Regions from separate parts of the Homo sapiens genome. Here region 1 is linked to region 2. A link is an interaction called in ENCODE POLR2A ChIA-PET data of the cell type or tissue named here. Cell type or tissue: A673. All regions are shown on one strand.

Region 1 (8,000 bases), 690 kb after region 2:
TCAAATCCGTTTTAACAAATATGCACTCGGGTAGTGGAAGCTTTAGATATTAAAAAAATAAAAGCCCTCACTGACAAAGTGGCAATAAATTATTAAAATGCTATGTTTTTGGAATTCAGGTAGATTCTTTTTGAGACCATCATAGAGAGGAATAGAACTTTGCTGTCCTTTTTGTTTTCCTTATCCATGCTTTTGTCTCACAGCAAAATATACTATGACTCTATTTTAAAAAATGGTCTACCTGTCTGTGAACTTCTGTCTCTTGCAACTGGAAATTTTGCTTGTGTCTGTCTGCAAAAGAGGGAAACAAATAGATATCAGGGATTTATAAAAGCTATCTCAATATTATGACATACTAGTTTACAATGTTTGTCAATTTCAGGTACTTTTGACAACTGTGAAACCGGAAGAATGATGGTTGATGTTCAAAGAGAGAGTTTTATTTATATGGAGCTAAATTAAAAAAATTTTCATCAGCTCTAAGATTCTTAGACTTAGAGTCTTTCTGTGGTGATTTTATTGTCCCAGTTTTCCTTTCTTTGGGGAAGAATTAGTAGTAGTTTTTATTTAAAATGTCCAGTTCTTTCTATGTAATATCAGAATGTTTTGGAAATTCTAGTATGTCAGTGTCTAAACTATGTGTCTTGGTTGCTGCATATACTTGGAAGTTGCATAAAATTGTTAATATTTGTATTCAGAGTTTTAGTTTGGAAAAAATGGTCATTGTCTTATTGGTCCCTAGCTCAATGCCTTGCTTATTAAATGCACTGAATAAATTCTTTTGAATGAGATGGATATTGTAAAATTCTCATGTGCCTCCTGAAGCCTTCTAAATTGTTTTTATTTTGAGTGTATTATATTAAGTTCCATTTGTAACTGGTTCTGTATGGTGACTGGCGAATTGGAGTGCTTCTTTCTCCAGCCCAATCAGGGCATGGAGTATGAGAAGGAGGCATTAATAAGGTTACACAATTAGAATGAGAGCTGTTCTGTTCGGTCACTTGAACTCACTTTGTCCCTGCTGAATGTAAAAGGCTAAGTTCTATTCAATTTAATTTATTTGCTTGAACCTGACAGCTGTCTTTCAGTTTTTATTGTATTCCCCTTTAGGCTGGTCAATTTCTGACAAATGAGAAAAAATATGTTAATCACTGAGTGTTTGATTATTGGATGATTTGTGTATTTTAGTTATTGTCTAGATTTGGACTTGAAGATAAAATGACCTGGTAAATTTCATGAAAAAGAACAAATTGGAAAAAACCTCTTTCCCTGTTTACATCTCAATATATCATTTCCTATAATGCTTCTGTAATCCAGAAATGCTGCCTTCTCCAACATGACCTCCTTCCCTTCTCTGGCCCCCAAAATGTCATTGGATGCCATCCAGTGGAAAGATACATGGGCTATGAAAAGTTAAGAAAAAGGTGGCACTAACGCTGCTGTCTCCTTAGATTCTCACAAGTGGGCTTTGAGCCATCCGTTGACATTTGTTTTTAAAACATCTTGTAAGTTATGCTGTTTTATCAAGTTAAATTAAAAGCAAGATATATTCTTAAAAAGATGGAACCTGAGTCAGGAATTCAAGTTTGTTTTATTTTTTGTTTGCTTTTTACAAAGGAATTTGATTTTAAAAAATGATAAATCTGGCATTGTTGGTTCATGTATATTTAATGCTATTAAAGTTACACACATTCCTGTTCTGCTGGGCCTGATTATTGGGATAACAAATGTTCTCCTGATCATTCAGTTCTCTTCTTTCGAGCTTCAGTTCAGAAGTTACCTCCTTTGAGACCTGCATCTCCTGACACCTTCACTTAGAATAAAGGAATTGAGCCTCTTCCTTCTCACAGAGGACACCTTGATAAGAGCATGTTGCTGTGATGACTTGTTTCCTTGTCTGCCTCTCCTCCCCAGGAGGTGGAAAGTCCTAGAGACAGAAGTTCTATCTACTTTTGTGTCTTTAGCTCTAGCACAGGGCCTGCTGTAGAATAGGCATTTGATACATAGTTGTTACAGGAATGAAATAACAAAGGATAAGATGGATTTAAATTTCTAAATTATGGGGTTCCTTTATGTTTTGAAATTTTGTCAATCTTAAATCGTGATCAGTACACAAATGTCTGATGAGTCTTGACTTGTAAGCTCCAGTCTTTGTAGAAGTGTGTTTTCCTGTGAGTTTTTGAAGTGCTGTATTTTATTAACTGGCATTATATGGATTTTGCTCGGTAGCCAGCATGCAGAAGCATAACTGGCAGAAGTGGCCTTCCCATAGGGAGTGCTTGACTTTTAATGGATTATTGTCACAAGGTGTATAGGTTGATTTCCTCAAAGGTGAGTGATGGTTTCTTTCTCAGGAAGACAGGTGATGATACTAAATTGAGGGGAGAGCCATTTGACAAGCATATGGGAGGCCCATATTAGTCTTCACAATGTGCAAATTCAAATGAATAAAAATGTATAAGATTAGGAATTAGAACAGAGATTAAAACATACTGTACACCCCGATAGGTGATAACTTACTGTGTATATACCAATAAAAAATCTTCAGGCCCATCACGAGTACAGGCTGCTCATGAGTCACCTCTCCTGATGGCATGTCTGCATGGTGAGTGTTTTTAGAAAAGCTCAGTACTGGACTCCACACCAACAGAGTGGCAGTATAGTGAGGCACTTGCTCTTAGTCCCATCCTTACAGAAGACCGCTAAAGCTGCGCTACCCCAGATGTGGTTGTATGACTTCTGGTTAAAGAAAGCCAGCTGGGCCTTTCCAAGCTCCATTTTATTTTTGTTCTGAATGAATATTTCCAGTCTCTCACATGGGCCGGGATATACTTTGTCTCACTAACACAGAAATACTTTCATTTCAAAGAGTTGAAGACTAAGGAAACTATAGTTTCCTACATAAAATCTCACTGTTAGCTTCTGTTGATTTGCATTCAGCAACCAGGAGGGAATCTCTGTTGTCCTCGCCTCTGGTCAGAATTCTCCCTGAGTACTCTATCTCGTTCCACGTGCCCTTCCAGAAACGGATGTGTTAAATTTTGGAGTATGTTTTACAAAACAGTCCCCAAGATGATTAAAGGACTTTAAATAAATTGTGACAGGAAGTGAGAGATTATTCAGTCTGAACAAAAAAGGGTGAGTGGTGATTTAACTAGAGGCTTCAAATATTAGAAAGTCTCTTTCTGTAGTGGATCATACTCAGAAGTTGTTCATCACCCCAGTCAACTAAAGAAGAGAAAATATTTAGAAGCATCAGAGAATTAGGTGATTTTTAAAAAAATTTAACCAGTTAGGGGCATTTAACATTGGGATGGTTTATGGGAATCTTCTGAATGGAGAGAATAGATGATTCTTATTTATTTTTGTTGTAAATGTGAACTTTATGTGTGCTGAAGAATAGTCTAAGCCTAAAATTATGGCATTTTGAAGCTGGAAGGAACCATGGAAATCTAATTTTCTGTCTGGCTCAGAACCCTCTATTTGCTGGGGAGAAGGATTGGGGGATGTAGGGGAGACCTTTGATCTCTTACACTTGCTCATGCCTGAATTTAGGCCTACAAATGAGACTCCCAGAATTGGAAGGTACACCAGAATTCTAGCTTAGGCTATCTCTAATGTGGAACTCCCTCTCCAGCCTCTCTGATGGATAGAATCCCGCCCCTGCATGTACACATCTAGTGAGAGGCAGCTCCCTATTCCATATACCTCTCACTCCATCCTGGACAAGTCTGCTTTGAAGAAATATTTTCTTATTCTTGATTACAATCTGATGCTTTGAATATATATTACTTGTTCTTAGCATTGTCCTACAGAATTCCATAGAATAAGTCTTACCTGTTTGCCTCCAGAGAGCTCATTTGCTATTAAAAACAGCTTTCTTTTTTTTTTTTTTTCATTTTTTTTTTAAGACAGTTTCACTCTGTTGCCCAGGCTGGAGTGCAGTGGCACGATCTTGGCTCACTGCAACCTCCGGCTCCTGAAGTTCAAACGATTCTTGTGCCTCAGTCTCCCCAGTAACTGGGACTACAGGCATGCGCCACCATGCCTGGCTAATTTTTTTGTATTTTTAGTAGAGATGGGTTTCACTATGTTGGTCAAGCTGGTCTTGAACTCCTGACCTCAAGTGATCCACCTGCCTTGGCCTCCCAAAGTGCTGGGATTACAGGCGTGAGCCACTGCGGCCGGCCAGCTTTCTTGTTCTTAAGTCTTCTAGCTATTCCTCACCCAGCATGTTTTTGTTTGCTTTTTTTTTGGAGGTGGGGGACAAAGTTTTGCTCTTGTTGCCCAGGCTGGAGCCCAGTGGTGTGATCTTGGCTCATTGCAAGCTCCGCCTCCTGGATTCAAGCCATTCTTCCACCTCAGCCTCCCAAGTAGCTGGGACTACAGGCATTTGCCACCATGCCTGGCTAATTTTTGTGTGTGTGTGTATTTTTAGTAGAGATGGGGTTTCACCATATTGACCAGGCTGGTCTTGAACTCCTGACCTCAGGTGATCCACCCACCTCGGCCTCCCAAAGTGCTGGGATTACAAGTGTGAGCCACCATGCCCGGCCAGTTTCTAGGTCCTCCTCCATCCTAGGAGTCTACCTTTAAATCCAGGTCAGTCTATTGGAGTCCCTTGAAAATGGAGAAGTGAACAAAGGTTGATCTTGACTGACTTCTTCCATGGAACCTCCAGCATCTTGTGCTCTCTTCCTTGGTACTCTTGCTTGCCCTTCTGTGTCCTCATGCCAACTTGGAACTCAGAAGTCTTTCATAGGTGGGCCCAGTTTAGCATCCCGAGATACCCTTTGGGAGGGTGAGGATTGCCAGTCATGATGCTCTTAGTTCTCATGCCTTTCCCATTGAAATTCCCTTGTTATTTTTTCCCAGAACTTAGGCAGTTTCAAGTTGTCAAACGCCTAATCTGGTCTATAAGTAGAAGTCTGTAAAACCTAGATAGCAGACGCGTTTTAACAGTGACTTTCTAAAGGCATTGCTCTCACCTTTCATTTATAATACAGGCAAGTAATAAAGACAGGATGAAAGCATAGCACCATGTGGTGATAGTGGGGCTATTGAGAGACAGGCCATGCCCCCTTTATTTGCTTTTCAAATCATGCCACAAAGACAGCTAGCTCAGCACCTCACTTGACCAGAGCCAAACCTGCCTCTTCTGCTTGCTTTCACTTGTGCCTAATCTTTGAAGATTGTCTGCTCCTAACGCCATTGAATTTGGCAAATGTAGTAAAATTGGTTGTAATTTGATAACTAGTTTCAGTTTCACTGAGATATGAAGGAGACCAGTGGCTTCCAACTATGGTGTCAACACAGTGTTGTGTTAAACTCAGCTGTGAGGTATTAACAGCTACTGATAACCTAAAGAAGTTTGCAGATGACTTATTTTAAGATATCTACGTATAAACGAGAGTGGATTTACGTTCAACCCTAAAATGCTACTTTCACTTGCATTCTGACATGAAGGGATGGAGCTGCAACTGTCATGGTGGGCATTTTGTATAAATTGCAGTTGCTTGATCTTACTGATAAGTCTTTAATCACAGTGGAAATTACATATGTGTGTATTTCCCTGAACATTTTTTTTTATAGTGGTTCATTAGAATCTGGATTTGTTTATCCTAGTGTTTCGTAGAAGTGAATGTTATATCATGTATATCTCTGGGGGGAAGAAAGGCCGAGACCTGTCATGGGAGACTGTGCCTTTGCTAGCCAGTCTGTAAATTGAATAATCTTGAAACATTTAGGTAGGCACATTTGGGGTGACTTCAAAGTGCTTTATGAAGTCTTCTCTCCTCACACATCTCCAGAGACTACCATACCTGAAATTTCATGATTGTTTAAGATAAGAATTGCTTTTTTGATAGATATTTCAGAAGTAACTGATATTTAAAACATAATTAACTGACTAATTTAAATTTTTTTCCTTTTGGGTAATGTTGAATCTAGGAAAAAAATCCTGTTATTCAGGAGCCTTTTTGAGAGTTAACTTTCATGCTTCTTTTTAAATCCATATCCCATGCCTCTTTGAAATTGTCACTCGGGGGTTGGGCGCGGTGGCTCACACTTGTAATTCCAGCACTTTGGGAGGCCGGGTGGGTGGATCTCCTGCGGTCAGGAGTTTTAGACCAGCCTGGCCAACATGGCAAAAAATCATTTCCACTAAAAATATAAAAATTAGCTGTGCGTGGTGTCATGCGCCTGTAATCCCAGCTACTTGGGAGGCTGAGGCAAGAGAATCGCTTGAACCTGGGAGGTGGAGGTTGCAGTGAGCAGAGATCACGACATTGCACTCAAGCCTGGGCGACAAGAGTGAAACTCTGCCTCAAAAAAAAAAAAAGTGTCACTTGGTTTTCTATATGTCCTTATTTCCCATATGATATAATCTCCTGCTCGGTAAGTAGATTATTTGGTTGAGTGTAAAATGGCTGTTAAAAAGATACTGCTTCTACTTATTAAGCCATCCATCTACCCATCCTGCTCACGTATGTGTCAGACTTTTAGTGCCCACTGCGTGTGTGGCTCTGCACTGTGTTCTTGGGGTCTAACATAATGTAGGCAATCTGAAGGTTACTGTCCAGTGTGGGAAGCAAAAGGAAATCACGGTATAAGTTTTGCTTTCTTTAATAGCAGAAGGGGCTACATCCTACTGTGGGAATGCAGAAAAGGGAGTGATAAGCTGCCTTCATAGACTGTGCTTTCATTTTTTGCAAAAGTAAATGTAATCAATATGAATTTGTGGAAAGTGTAGCATATATTGCCATGTGTTATGACTTTGAGCTTATTTTAAAATAAAGATGGATGCCTGTTTCTGCCTAACATGTTAGTCAGTGTTATCAAAGACAAGAGGCAGACCATTCATTCACTCATTTCCAAAACACTGAATGCCATTCTGTGCCTAGCGCTATACAAGACATCGGAAATTCAGTGTCAATAAGTCTTTGCTTTCCAATCAACAGGGACGATTTTAATTATAGATTGTCTTCCTATTAAGTATGAATTTTAGCAGGTATTAAAATTAGTTTGATAATATGAGAAAAAAATGAAGATTGAGGCCGGGTGCAGTGGCTCATGCCTGTAATCCCAATACTTTGGGAGGCTGAGGTGGGAGGACTTGAGCCTAGGAATTTGAGACCAGCCTGGACATCATAGTGAGACCTCATCTCTACAAAAAAAAAAAAAAAAAAAAAAAAAAAAAAAAAAAAAAACTGGGCATGGTAGTGCATGCCTGTAGTCCCAGCTGCTGCTCAGGAGGCTGAGGTGGGAGGATCGCTTGAGCCCAGGAGGTTGAGGCTGCAGTGAGTCATGATCATGCCGTTACATTCCATCCTGGGTAACAGTATGAGACTCTGCCTCAAAAAAAAAAAAAAAAAAAGAAAGAAGATGGCATTATATTTGAAATTCTGCAGCTATTGTAACTCATTTGTGAGCAGGGTATATGAGATAGAATCATAGACTTTTGAAGGTGGAAGAGGGCTCAGACGTAAGCTAGTTAAGCTGTCTTTCAAAAAGAAAAGATATTTCTGTTAGATGGTTAACAAGCCACTCTTCACTCTGCCTCCCTCCACATACTTCCAGTGATGGGGAGACAGCATCACAGTGTGGAAAGAGCATTGGTTTACAGCTAGACAAAATCTGTATTTAAATCCTCTGTCCTCCATATGCCAACTGTGTGTCCATGGGCAAGTCATGTAACCATCTTGAACCCATTTTTCTTACAGAAATTTGGAAACGATACTAATTTTTTAAGGTTGTTGTAACGACGAGAGGAATATTATGTAAAATGTCTAGCCTTAGTGCCTGCACAGAAAGTGTTCCCAATATATGTTAGGTATTGTAATTTTGCTGCTGGACAGCTCCTTTGAAAGACATGCTTTTTACTTGTAGAAGTAGTAGTAATTTTCATTAAAGTAATACACTTCCTCACCTCCTATCCACTGTCAAATCCGTTGTACAGTCATTTGGGGGGCCCTACCATTCCATGGAGGCAGGTTGGCAGT
Region 2 (8,000 bases):
TTTGACTTTATGACTTCTGGTTCACTGACAGCAACACAGGTGAAAACAGATTAAGTGTGTGGGAACCACTTTTTCAGTGTTTCATTTTTAGCGGAATGTGTCAACCATCTTACGTTTATGAACCGATTTCCTGAGCTCTTAACTCTCTTTGTTTCCCCACCCACCTCCCTTCCCAACATTTCTAAAGTTGGGCTTGCACTAGAAATAATACATTTTACTTTTTATTTTCCAAAGTATCAGATAATACTTTTCAGTTAAGAGTGGGACCTAAGCTTTCTGAATTCAGGTGGTATATCAATAAAGAAAGATTAAAACAAATCACTTCCATAATTCCAACTTTTGAAGTAATTGGGTCAAGACTGTATAAAAAAGAGAAAAATCCTAATAGCCTAGGAGACCTGTTAATAGAAGCAACTGACACATTCTAATTATAGGGCTTCTTGGAACTGAGTCAAGGAGGGATCCGATAATTACTTTCCAGGATTCTTGGGTTAAAAAGAAACCATGGGTTCTTTATAAACTGTAAAGTGCTCTATAGTATTATATGTTATTAGTTTCTCCAATGAAGAAGTCCGTAAATCCACTGTGAGGAATTTGATGCCTACAGCACTGAGGAGAAGGCTTTTTTTTTTTTTTCCTTCAGTAACTTGATGGCAGATGGAAGCTACTCATAAAGAACAACTCCTGAAGGTATCACTAGCCAAAGTCAAAGACATACAAAGTCTCTGGCAAACAAATAAGTGATAGCTTACAGCCTTGCATTTAAAGGCCAATAAAACATTTTTAAGAAAAAATACCGGCATTTTATTATCCATTTCTAATATCAGTACTATCAAAAGATAAAAGTAACACTGAATATAAAATGTAAAAATAGGGTTTTTAAATTAAATAAGTGAGTTTTTATTTTATTTTGCTTTTTATATTTGCTAGTTTTCAGGAGACATGTTATCCAAGATTACATTTCTGATCTTAGACAACTCATGAAGACCCTTGATAGAGTCGTTTTAGACCTGCTAACCAACATACCATATATAGAAATTAACATTAGGAAAAATATGATTTAATATTAGCACTTTTAAGAGAAATAATCTGACACAAGACAATTTTACCTTCTTGACAATTAATTTTGTTATAACAAATTATTCAGATCTGAAAAAATGAGAAAAATATGCCAGAATTTTGTAGTCAGTGTACTACTAACTTATGATGTTTTCTCCCCTCATAGCTAAATATTAATATATCTACTTCATGGATAAATGTTGAGGGTCCACAAGACCTTCAAATATAGTAGGTAATAAATATCTGTTGAATGAATGAATGAATCAGAGGAATATCCACTAGGCTTCAGAGCTTTCAATTAAGCAGTACTTTCCATCTCTAAATACAGTGCATAAGCTTAATAAAGCTTATGTTGGTAAACTTGGGTCTTCATAGAGAGCCTTCAATGACACAAATGCTAAATTCCTTTTTTTTTTTTTTTTTTTGAGATGGAGTCTCACTCTTGTTGCCCAGGCTGGGGTGCAGCGGCATGATCTTGGCTCACTGCAACCTCCGCCTCCCGGGCTCAAGCGATTCTCCTGCCTCAGCCTCCCCAGTTGCTGGCATTACAGGTGCACGCCCAGCTAATTTTTGTATTTTTAGTAGAGATGGGGGTTTCACCATGTTGGTCAGACTGGTCTCGAACTCCTGACCTCAGGTGAATCGCCTGCCTCGGCCTCCCAAAGTGCTGGGATTACAGGCATGAGCCACTGTGCCCAGCCCAAATACTAAATTTCATTGCGTAAAAATTTACTTTTTGAAACAAGGTCATGTTTTTGTACTTTGTAGCCTTCTAGGACCCAACAACTAAATTATAGTGAAAATGGGGTTTGTAGCCTTCTAGGACCCAACAACTAAATTATAGTGAAAATGGGGTTTTGATAAGGAGTTTTTTTTTTTTAACTAAATTGTCTTCTTAAGAACATTTTATTTGGAAAATAAATATAAATTTGGAAAGTACATATGAAATAATGATCAAAAAGTAGATGATAATTTGTGACTGTAAGAGTGAGCCTGGAGCTGGGAGTTTGTCAGGCTGTTGAACACTCCAGGCAGATAAACCTAATGTGGAAGCTCCTCTTCATGCCCTCCGCAAGGACAGATTCCCCACACCCACTTTCCACACCCCAATTCCTTCGTCTGGGAACAAATGCCAGTGATAGCTATGTTGACTCTTCTTCCACTTGGGTAGTGTATAGAGTGTTTTTAAACTTTGGTGTCAGTGCAGTGTGCGACAAACCCTTTAACGCTTAATTCTCCCACAGCTACCAAGTGATTAAAGTACCCAAGTTCATCTGAAAATTGTCGATCATTAGCATTTCACTTTTTGTCTGAAGACTGAGAGTATGTTTTAAAAGCAATGTTGTATTTCCTTTTCCACAGAATGCCTGAGGTTCATTTTATGTGAAGAACTACAGACTCCTTCCAAGTTTTATTCTCTTAAAGCTTTGTAATAAGACAAGGAAGAAAGAAAGAGAGAAACAGAGAAAAAGTGGGAGAAGGAAGGAAGAAAGGGAAGGAGGGAGGGAGGGAGGAAGGAAGGAAGGAAGCAAGGAAATAAGAAACAAAAGAACAAGGTAGAGGTAGGTATCTCTTGCCTCATTTCCCAGGCCTTAGTTTTTAAAGAATAGGAAGAATGTTGCTATTGGTTTCAAAAGCTGATCTGCTCTGTATAGATTTGCCACTGCACTATTTGCTATGTAAGCCTGTCAAAGATTTGTCTTTGTTTTGTTTTGTTTTTTTCTAACCTTAAACTTACCTGGTAAGGTGAAGTGAGGTCTTTCCAGTTGGAAGGCATTAGCTACAGGTCGCGGCGGGGGGAGAGGAGGTCTGCTGCTCATGAGTGGCTCTTGTGAATTATTTTCTGGATCAGCACCAGGAATGAACACATACAAGTCATCATACTGGTCTTCAGAACTCTCACTGCCAACCTCTAGTGGGCTGTGTTTGGTCTCCATGCCTGATCCATTCTGTTTTCCTTCCCCTTCCATTTCATTTGCCTCAGCTCCATCTGCACTCTGCCCGTATGTCTTCCTGCTTTCATGATGAAATGCTGGGTTCTGTGTGGCTGTTTATGATGAAGATTGCATGATTTCATTTAAACACACCATCTGAAGGCATTTCATATTTTATAAAATTGTACAGAAATAGTAGTACTGCTAATAAAACTTTTATGACCTGATATAGTGAAAAGCTGTCAAATGTGTAACTTTTAGTGAACAGTCATTTATTTCTGGGTTTTTAAAATACTTACCAAATGAACAGTCAAAGCTCCATTATGTCTTGCTATCTGTGTATATGACACACTCATGCAGATAACGATATTCTGATTCTTTAGAGTTATTGTTTGAACAAATTCATATATTTGATAGCATCCTTGCATTTTTATTAGAAAACAATATAACTGACCCAATAAAATAATAAATGATGGAAAACGTAAAGAAAAAAGACACAAACCTTTACTTGCTTGTAAATAATAAATAGAAATGAATCTGACTCTTATTTAGTTATTTTAATATATATTGATCTTTACAGATAACTATAATAATTTTATAATTCCTTATAGTAAATCATTTACAGATACTGTATTAACTTTGGAGCTATTACTTGGGAAAAGTTAATTTTTTTTTGGTGAAAAAGGCATGTAAATCACCAACAGTAGGTAAATCTTTCTGAGGATCAGTTCTTTACCTATAAATGCATTCTACCCAGAAATTTAACCAAATGATCCAAATTCCCTCTACTCTGACAACCATACCATTATTTGTTTTTATATTATATACAGTAAATGCTCTTTAAACACTCAGGAAGAAAGCAGAAAAAAAGAAATTATAATGCAATGACTTTAAATCTTCAGAAAAAACTTTTATTAAATTTTCTTTATAAAAATATTCTCTAAATAAAGGATTCAAAAAATTTAAAACAGTCTTTTGGAATTTCTAAACAGACTTTGGAACCTCTGTAACAGACCTTTGAATATGTGAATTGTTTTCCTTGTCAAGGCAAGATATTGCTGTATTAAAATGTTGCTAAGCTAAAATATAGCTTAAAATCCCAAACAGCACAATGTAGAGAAGAAAGACTTCTTTAAAATGAAGAATTACACTGTAGAATGTAGAAAAATCATGCCCATGATGGTAGCCCATATTATTATATGGAATTTTCTTTTTTTGTTTTTCTATTCTTTCATGTGAGAAAGAAGAAAGATACAGTTTCCAGTACTAAAACTAAACCAAGATTCTTTAATTACCAGCATGGGCAGAGTGGATAGTTATTTGTTTTTGTACAATCTATCTGCACAGATCTCATTCATTTTTCTATCCTTAACACAAAACACTAAGCCTGAAATGAAGTAGTCTCTAGAAATGCTGATGGAGTAGATGATGGAATGGATGGAAAAAATTATTGCTCAGGCTAGCAAAGGAACTTTATTATTTCTGTATGGGCAAATCAGTCATCAACTCAGAATTACATTCACGCTATAGGAAATTATTCTTAGCCACACTTCTGCTTATATATTCAGTGTTTCTTAATACTGAATAAGCAACAGAATCTGAATGGTACTTGTCATCAAATATGCCCAAACTTGGGTTTCAGCCCCGGAAAGTCAGATTTAATGAGTTGGTGTGTTTTAGCATGCTTTGTTGTAATGGTAATACCAATGGAAATCCACTGAGCTAGGGTTCTGTGCTTCACCCTCTCACTCATGAAAGAGACTGGCTTGAGCCCAGTCACACACAGTTTCATATACAAGAGAGTTTGTAGTTTCAAACTGCAAAAGTGAAATTTTTCTTTATAAAGAATTGAAATAATGTTTTATTATTACAGTCAATTCTTCTGAAAATTAAACGTCATGATAAATATATGGTCATTTTCAATCATGGCCTTTATAATCACTTTTATTATAATTTAAATGATAAGATGTATAACTTTAAAGCTTGGTGCATTAATCCATTAATTTAATATTTAGCATTTTTTGTGTCCTGCAATAACTTGAAGAGTTTACTAATTTTGCCAAAGTATGCTAGTGAAGGCATTTACTTGTATTTAACTTTATTTGATTTGCAGGTCCCCATCATTTGAAAAACTTGTGGTCAATAATGTTTCATTGGGCATAGACTATGTTCTGTTACAGGTACTGGGGATACAATCAAAACAGTGAATAAAAAGCCCTAATCCCTTTGAGCATGTGATTTAGAAAGAGAATACAGGCAATAAACAACAACCAGATAAATAATATATCATATTAAATGTTGATAAGTGCAATGAAGAAAAGGAGCAGGTAAAGTGAAATGAAGAGTAGGGTGTCATAAAACGAAGAAAGAAGTGATGAAGCAACTATTGAGCATATAAGGAGAAAGTGTACAGAAGGAATAGAAAGTGCAAATGCCCTGAGGCAGGCACATTATTGGTTTGTGAATGAGTAAGATAATGGTGAGAGATGGGAACACAAAGATTAGGGCCTTGTAGGGGATGAGAAAGGTTATGAGTACAATGGGGAGATATTGGAGGATTTGGAGCAGAAGAGTGTTTAGTCCTTCATGAAAGGTGTTTAGTCCTTTCATGAAGTGTAGAATATCAGAGGCAACAAATGTGGAAGTTGCTATTGAAGGCGTCCTATACATTATTTAGCAGCAGTCCTTCTATCTCTACCCAATAAATACCAGTAGCAATCCTCCCTCCTGAGTCATAACAATAGAACAATTTCCGTTCATTGCCAAGCTTGCAATGTAGGAAGTGACAATGACCCTCCAGTTCTCCACTGTGTTATTGCAGTAAACAAGGGGAGAACTGATGATGGTGTGGACTAGGATAATGAAAGGGGAGAGAAATGGCTGAATGCTGGGAATGTTTTGAAGGCAGAGTCAACAGTATTGTAAGACTGATTGCATATGGGGTAGGAGAGAAAGTAAAAATGCCAAGGATGACTTTCAAGCATTTTTTAACTGACTTGAACAAAGGAGGGAAGGAGTTTTCACTTACTGAGATGGGGAAGTCAGCAGGTGGAGAGGTTTGGCAATGGCAGGAATCCGAACTTTCAAAAATGTTGGATGTGAGATTCCTACCAAACATGCTGGTGAAGCTGTTGAGCTGTATGCCAATAAAGCCTGGCATAATGGGTGGAGTTTACGTACACATATAAACGCGTATATATACACGTTTATATATACATGTATATATGTGTATATATATACATTTATATACACATATACGTTTATATACATGTAGGAACATCCTGAATTATTCTTCAGACATTAGAATGTAGAATCACAGATATTAGGGCCAGGGAGGACCTTAGAGAGTATTCTAGTTCAATATTCTCATTTCATAGCTGAGAAAACTAAGGTCTGCAAATAATGTGGTTATGAGTTTTTAAAAAACTTTAAAAATGTAGTTGTCAAATAGTCCACATAGTCATAACAGAGTTATTTGTGTATTCCCTCTGGGTAGGAAAAATCAGTATTTGATTTTTAAAACTTGAACTTATTAAAAGTATTTAAATTAGGAATATGATGTAGTAGTGTCTCTATTACAAATTAAAAGCCAATCAGTTAATTAAATACCGTGCCACATTCTCTTCAGTCTTGCTTTTTCAGTTACATCTTCCATAAGTCACATATATATGTGATATATATATGAATATGTCATATATATATATAACATGGAAAAACTTACAAGGAATATATGTGGAAAATGAGGCAATATCCTCTTCATAATCATTTTCTTGCTCATTATTTATGTCAATTTCTTGGATCTGAAAAAAATGTAATTTTTAATAATATGCATTAATCTTAATAAATATGCACTGGATGCCTGTGCAAATAAGAAATAGTTTTTGTTTTTATTTAAATATTATATTACAGATCTTGGATAATATATTTGTGCCATCTATAAATGCTCAATGGCACATAGTACTAAAAGTATAACGAGGGAAATAGTACATTTATAATAAACAATGAATTGCTTTAAAAATAAAACCTATTGAAATAGCTTTAAGATGCAAAGGAGGCAATAATCGTTAAGTTTAAGTGTAATAAAGAAGTTCTGAATAAAATTGAACACAACTATTTCTCTTGAAAACTATGAGCTTTTCTTCCTTTTGAACATTCTATATCTTTTACAGTTCAAAAGATATTCTTAATTACAATTACTGTAATACAGTGAAAGACAATGAAATTATAAAGTGGTTTATTCTCCATCTTTACAAAAAAGAAATAAATCCAGTAAGGGTACTTCTCTTTATTTGTCTTTCTGAAAACAGTTCCACTATATGTACTTCAAAGGCAGAATTAACTGAGAAATGACAGAAACCTCTTATCTCCAGAATTGCTAGTCTTTGTTTATAATCTCTAAAGAGACATGGAGTTTACAGTTGTGGTGCATACTGGTGCTCAGAGAGAAAGCTAATACTAGTGATGGTTCTATTTGTGCAAAAGCATCTAGGGAAAGGGATGGAGATTGACTGGATTTCACATAGGATGTGTTTTGTTACCAGGAACTCCAAGGGATTATTCAAATGACTTACGTTTCTGTTCTTAAAAAATTAATTGAAATAATTTAGGCCATTTGTTCTGCATTTGAAATGTCCCTTCAAAAATTAGAAGCATCCATATTAAAGCATTTTGAAATTTATAGTAGCTTTGATATGCAAAGGTATTTCACCTGCATTTTGACTTCATCAATTAAGTTTATCACCCACTTTGGCCAAAGAGAGCCCAATGGAACTCATTAATTTTTTTTTAAACACTAATGTCATCCAGAGAAGCAAAACAGTCCCTAATTTCCCATGGAATTTTGAAAATGAAATATTTTCAGTATTTTTTACTGAGCCTGATGCAATAACTCATTTTATATTTCAATTATATTTTCCCTTTGATGGACTCCACTAAATTCTAATATGAAAAATTGTGTAGTTTTAGTAGGAGGTTTGACATTTTGATTGATATTTGTATGCTTTGGTA

The links. ChIA-PET counts read pairs that join two places held together with the same protein. Peaks named below come from ENCODE experiments on the same cell type or tissue, not always from the same donor. Only the 100,000 strongest peaks of a DNase experiment are listed, where the experiment ranks them.
Region 1: POLR2A ChIA-PET joins it to region 2 with 11 read pairs; 2 of 35 experiments call an interaction of 5 or more read pairs at or near these places.

What each region holds. Positions count from the first base shown.
Region 1 is chr4:101,332,479-101,340,478 of GRCh38, reverse strand. All of the region lies in intron 1 of PPP3CA (protein phosphatase 3 catalytic subunit alpha), which reads left to right. Among named protein-coding and RNA genes, the nearest start is that of MIR1255A, 6.1 kb to the right of the region's middle. In A673, no CTCF peak of the experiment used is centred here; a DNase peak (open chromatin) is centred at 3,068; H3K27ac peaks cover 1,407 bases.
Region 2 is chr4:102,020,307-102,028,306 of GRCh38, reverse strand. BANK1 (B cell scaffold protein with ankyrin repeats 1) reads right to left here. Exons shown (of 17, transcript NM_017935.5): 8 at 6,715-6,793; 9 at 2,798-3,106. Among named protein-coding and RNA genes, the nearest start is that of BANK1, 230 kb to the right of the region's middle. In A673, no CTCF peak of the experiment used is centred here; no DNase peak of the experiment used is centred here.